Linked DNA regions of Homo sapiens: region 2 is linked to region 1. The links are chromatin contacts, found by POLR2A ChIA-PET in ENCODE. All regions are on one chromosome and are shown on one strand. Each heading gives the region's core, a stretch centred on a gene start or an enhancer-like site at or near the end of the contact. The rest is flanking DNA. Distances are from core to core; before and after follow the strand shown.

Evidence for each region. ChIA-PET counts read pairs that join two places held with the same protein, here RNA polymerase II (POLR2A).
Region 2: POLR2A ChIA-PET joins it to region 1 with 15 read pairs in BJ. The contact joins the enhancer-like site here to the promoter of CNRIP1 in region 1. POLR2A ChIA-PET finds 5 or more read pairs at or near these places in 3 of 52 experiments (BJ, K562 and OCI-LY7).

The regions. Positions count from the first base shown.
Region 1 is chr2:68,318,572-68,321,271 of GRCh38, forward strand. It overlaps CNRIP1 (cannabinoid receptor interacting protein 1), which reads right to left and starts at 1,378. Exons shown (of 3, transcript NM_015463.3): 1 at 651-1,378. The coding sequence starts at 829.
Region 2 is chr2:68,189,707-68,192,406 of GRCh38, forward strand. The region is part of intron 2 of PPP3R1 (protein phosphatase 3 regulatory subunit B, alpha); the gene reads right to left. Among named protein-coding and RNA genes, the nearest start is that of PNO1, 33 kb to the left of the region's middle. Within about 2 kb of position 1,450, at least 4 of the 41 ENCODE cell types and tissues checked have a DNase peak (open chromatin) inside an H3K27ac peak, as active enhancers do.

The DNA of each region.
Region 1 (2,700 bases), core at 128-2,627:
GCCTGAACAGAAAACTCAGGAGAAAAAGAACAGCATACGGCATGGAAAACCGTGAAACTAGGCCAGAGAAGGGGCGGCCGCTCTCTTACTAGTGTCTGCTGCTCCACCCCAGGGTCCCAGCCACTGAATGGCGAAGGGAGTGGGGAGCATCCCTCAGGGAGCCCCAGTAATCACCCCTCCCCTGCCTTTCCACCTCATTCCTCCTTTCTCCCTCCTTCAGCCTTGCGGGCAGACCCTGTGGGCCGCCTGGACCGCGCGCAGGAGGGCTGGGATTGCGGTGGCTGAACCCTGCGGACCTCTCCCATCTGCTCCACCCCGACCGCCTGCGGTTCCGCGCCCAAGGCTGGACAGAAGGCAGGAGAAATTTATAAGAAACAGACAAGCAAAAACCCTGGCTTCTTGTCACTGATTTTAAAGAACCCACTGAGGTCACTGCGATGGGTGGAGGGAAGCGAGAATGGAGGAATACAAGCCAAAGGGAAGGAAGGGGACGAAGGCGGACAGGGAGTGACCTCTTCCTCCAACCCCCGGGCCCGCTGGGAGCGGCGCGAGGCCAGAGGCCCTTGAGAGGCTCGGGCTGTCCTGGGGGCCTCAGTCCTCTGCCTGTACCCCATGGGGGACCCTGCTGCCACCAGGCGCCCCGCACTCACTCGACCTGCAGCGTGCTGGGTTTAATCTTCACCTCAACCTTGTAGGAGGAGCCGGTGAGCAGCTTGATGGTGCGGTTCTGGCCGAAGCGCTGCCCGTCCACCTTGTAAAAGACCGGGCCGTCATTAGGCTGGATGCGCAGCGCGATGGAGAGGCGCACGAGGCCCGGCAGGTCCCCCATGTCTGGGCGAGGGTCTGGCGCGGCGGCTCCGGGGGGCGGAGGACAGCGCCGGCTGCGGCCGAGTGGCTGGAGCGCGAGGGGCGGAGAGGAAGCGCGGGGAGGGTGAGGGAGGTGGTGGAGCTGAGGCTGCCGCTAGGAACCCGCGCCGTCGCCGCCGTCCGCCCGGGCTTTTGAGGAGCAGCTCCTTAGGCTGTGGCCCCCCTCCCCACTCGGCGAGGAAGCGGGCCCAAGAGACGGCTCCAAGGCCGCGCGCTTCCCCATCCCCCGCTCCAGTGCTGCGCCCTCCACGCACCCGAAGGCTCGCTCTGGCCCGCAGGCCGCCGCGCAGATCCGCGCAGCTGGGGGCGAGGGAGTTAATCCTGTTTACGCACCACAATCCCCTTCAGCTGGGGAAGCGGACATTTAGGCTCCTCCTAGAACAGCCCCGGGCAGGAGGAGGAGAGGTTTGGGAGGCACTGGGAAGGCGCTGGAGTTAAGCGACCACTATGCCAAGGAGCGAGACCCCCGGAATCTGGATACCGCCTCGGCCAGCTACGTGAGGTGGACACTGCTGCTCGCGGATCCGGCGCCAGCCAGGCGGGAGGAGGCTGAGGGGGGGTAAAGGGAGGCGGGAAGGGGGGACAGGAAACCGCTAGCCGGTGATTTAAATTTCAGGAAATATGAGTCTTTCCAAAGCTTAGGGGAAATGGCCGAGGAAAGGCGCAATTCCACGTGATGGAGCCACGCTGGATGAGGAATGGATGCAAGAGGAAGAAAATAACCATATTCAAGGAGCTACATCTTCTTGTGGGTGTACATTTCCATTATACGTATGCTCGTCCCAAAAATGACACATACATAAATATATGTAATGAATCACATATATTTACACAGATTTTGAAGGGTGAGCTATTAACCCTGTAAAAGGCAACTGACATGAGCCTAAGGCATTCTGGTGACAAAATGGCCAAGAGGTGGGATGGGTCAAAGGATTATTGGCAGGGGGCCATATGCGACACCGCAGAGTTTAGATTTGCATATTAAGCGTGATTAGACAGTTTTCGTGGCAGAGGTCGGTAGACAGCTGACTTTTGGAAGCGAGGGGAGACTCAGGGGGTGAGGACTATACTGGGAATGGCTTCCCGGAGCAGAGAGAGCACCTGCTTCAGCACCACCCAGATGGATAGTACCAGAGCCAGGGAGCACACCTGGGAAATGAAGTGGGCTAGTGAGAACAAATGGGTAGGGATGCGTTTCCTTGGCAGTTTTTGTTTACCCAAGTTAGACTGCTCTTTTTTAAGAAATAATAAGCTATACATATAATATATATGTAATATGGGTGTTTATTGCAACATTGGTTGCAAAAATAAAAATAAAACCTAAATGAAATGTTAACCAATAAATAAATGGCTGAATAAATTCTTATATACCCACACTATAGAACGTTACACAACTATCAAAATAATGAAATATAGGTTGCATTGGCAAACACACAGGCAAAAACTGTTAATGATAAAAGTGGGATGGCTGGGAAACAAAGCCTGAGGGCGAGCATTTTGTCTGTTTTGTTTGTTGCTGTTTCCCCAGCATGCCAAAATAGTGCCTGACACATAGTAGGTGCTCCAGAAATCGTTGTTGAATTGACTTACGGTTGTGGTCTTAATCATGTCCATATGTAAATTCTTTCACATCTTTAAAATTAATTAGATCCTTGCGATTTACCTGGAATGATGAAAAGAAATCTAATTGCAAGTAGCATCTCTAGTGTTTTAGAAAAATGAAAATTTAAAAAGAATATAAATGTGTATGTTTGTATTAGCTCTTTTAAAAGAATGAGAGAGTTACACAGTAAACTTAATGTTGGTTATTATGGTTTATGAGTAGTGGAAAGA
Region 2 (2,700 bases), core at 200-2,699, 130 kb before region 1:
AAAAATACAAAAATAAGCCGGGCATGGTGGCACGCACCTCTAATCCCAGATACTCAGGAGGCTGAAGCAGGAGAATCGCTTGAACCCAGGAGGCGGAGGTTGCAGTAAGCTGAGATCACGCCACTGCTTTCCAGCCTGAGTGACAGAGTGAGACTCCATCTCAAAAAATTAAAAATAAAAATAAATTAAATACAACAACTTTTAAAAAGAAAATTAAGAAGGCAAATGTTATACTGCCCATGAGTATATATGTATTATGGCCCACAACACTAGAAAAGAGTACAAATACAAGCTGTTTTGACAGCTTAAATATATGGCATCCTCACTGTAAGAACTTAAAAATTAAAGCATATATTTTAAATATAAATTATATTAAAATAGAACTATATACTATCAAAGTAAAAACTACAGCTACAAGATGGTGTTCTAATATGAATTAGTTCACACGTAATTCGTAAAGAGGAAGGAGAGTAGTATTGTCAGTAATCATGGAAATTTCACTGGTTCACAGGGATTTTTCACAGTAAAGGATCAGGGCAAGTTTCTCTTAAAAAAAAAAAAAAAAAAAAAAAAAAAGGCCGGGTGCAGTGGCTCACGCCTGTAATCCTAGCACTTCAGGAGGCCAAGGCGGGTGGATCACCTGAGGTCAGGAGTTTCAGACCAGCCTGGCCAACGTGGTGAAACCTCGTCTCCACTAAAAATACAAAAATTAGCCGGGAGTGATGGCAGGGCGCCTGTAATCCCAGGTACTTGGGAGGCTGAGGCAGGAGAAGCGCCTGAACCTGGGAGGCGGAGGTTGCAGTGAGCTGAGATCGCGCCATTGAACTCTAGCCTGGGCGACAAAAGGGAAACTCCGTCTCAAAAAACAAACAAAAAAAACCCCTCAATATATGAAGACCTTAAGAAAACAATAGTGAAGAGGTGCTTTCCTTTAGAGAAAACAAGTTTAGGGGCTTTAAGAACCTCAAGTCTTTCTAAAATTGTTATGTTGTCTGGTGAAAACTAAGGACACAGATGAAGTTGTGAAGACAATTTCTTTTGTTTTTATGCTCCCCCTCACCCCCACAACTATTAATAAAGGTAGGCATACATTGGCTCACTACTGAATTTTAGAAAAGTAGTTTCTACTAAAGCAAATAACTTCAACCTGCACCATACCTTAAAAGAAGCACAAGTCCCCGTTTAAGGCTCATAAGTGATGGGCTATGGTGTTTCATTTGTACAGTTAATTTGTACTTGCATTTTTAAGATCATTACTGTTTATGTTAATACTCTGTTACAAACAAAGCTGCATAATTTGAATGGTCTACTCTATCCATATTTTTCCCAGATGTGATTTCATGGCATCTGAGGTTTTCTAGAACACATGTATCAGAAATGCTGTGATGAAAAATTTATGTAAATACTGCTGCAAACACCAAAATACACATACAGTCAGTCATGAGTCACTTAACGATGGGGTTACACTGAGAAACACATCATTAGATTTCATCATTGTATGAACATCAGAGTGTACTTACACAAACCTATGTGGGACAGCCTACTACACACCCAGGCTATATGGTCCAGCCTATTGCTCCTAGGCTACAAAATCTGTACAGCATCTTACTGTACTGAATACTGTAGGCAATTGTAACACAATGCTAAATATCTGTGTATCTGAACATATCTAAACATTCAAAAGGTACAGTAAAAGTATAGTATGAAAATTTTACTTAAATGGTACACCTGTATAGGGCATTTACCATGAAAGGAGCTTGTGGGACAGAAGCTGCTCTGGGTGAGCCAGTGAGTGACTGGTGAGTTAATGTAAGGGCCTAGGATATTACTGTAGACTTTATAAACTCTGTACACTTAGGCTACACTAATGATGCATTACTCAATGCAACTCGTTGTTAAGTGACACATGACTGTACATGTATTTTCAGCTCCATTATAATCTTACGGAACCACTGTGTATATGTGGTCAGCCACTGACCAAAAATTATTATGTAGCACATTAATGTATATAAATAATCTGATAAAAAAGATCATATAAGCACTTCATAAGCACATCAACTACACAAGCATTTTATCCCTCTATTAAAGAGTATTCCTTCTTTAATGGAATATGTGACATAACTGCAAACTGTTCAAATAAACCTTATTTCCCCATTTTCTATCTATAAAATGACACACCCTTACTCTTGAAAGAGAAAAAATATAATGAAAGTCCTACAAATGCTTTTCGCTTATTTATTTATATGTCTACTCCACCTCAGGGCAGAGTCCATGACTTTTTCATTGGTGCTCTGAGCATCACATATAACAGGTGCTTAATTATGGTTTTAATAATGTTTTAAGTATTAATAAGTATTTCAAATGTAAAACTTATTGATTAAAATTCCATCAGTATTTAAAACTACTAGCTAACCAGGTACCAATCAGCAAACCATTCAGAACAGTGTCTCAAAGTTCATAGATTTTGCTGAAGAGCTACCCTCTCCACGCTTGCCTTAATTTTTTACACATATACCAAGGATTAGTTAATTATTTTCTTCTTCCAATCTTGAGTTTTGCCTTAGTTTACAACCATAGACTAGGAAAGGTGACAGGGAATTTAAACATAACAGATCACAAAGGTGATCTATTGTGAGTAGATAAGAAAAGATAATGTCTCCACAAACTTTAAGTGGACAAATCAGGATCATTTCTTCTAGG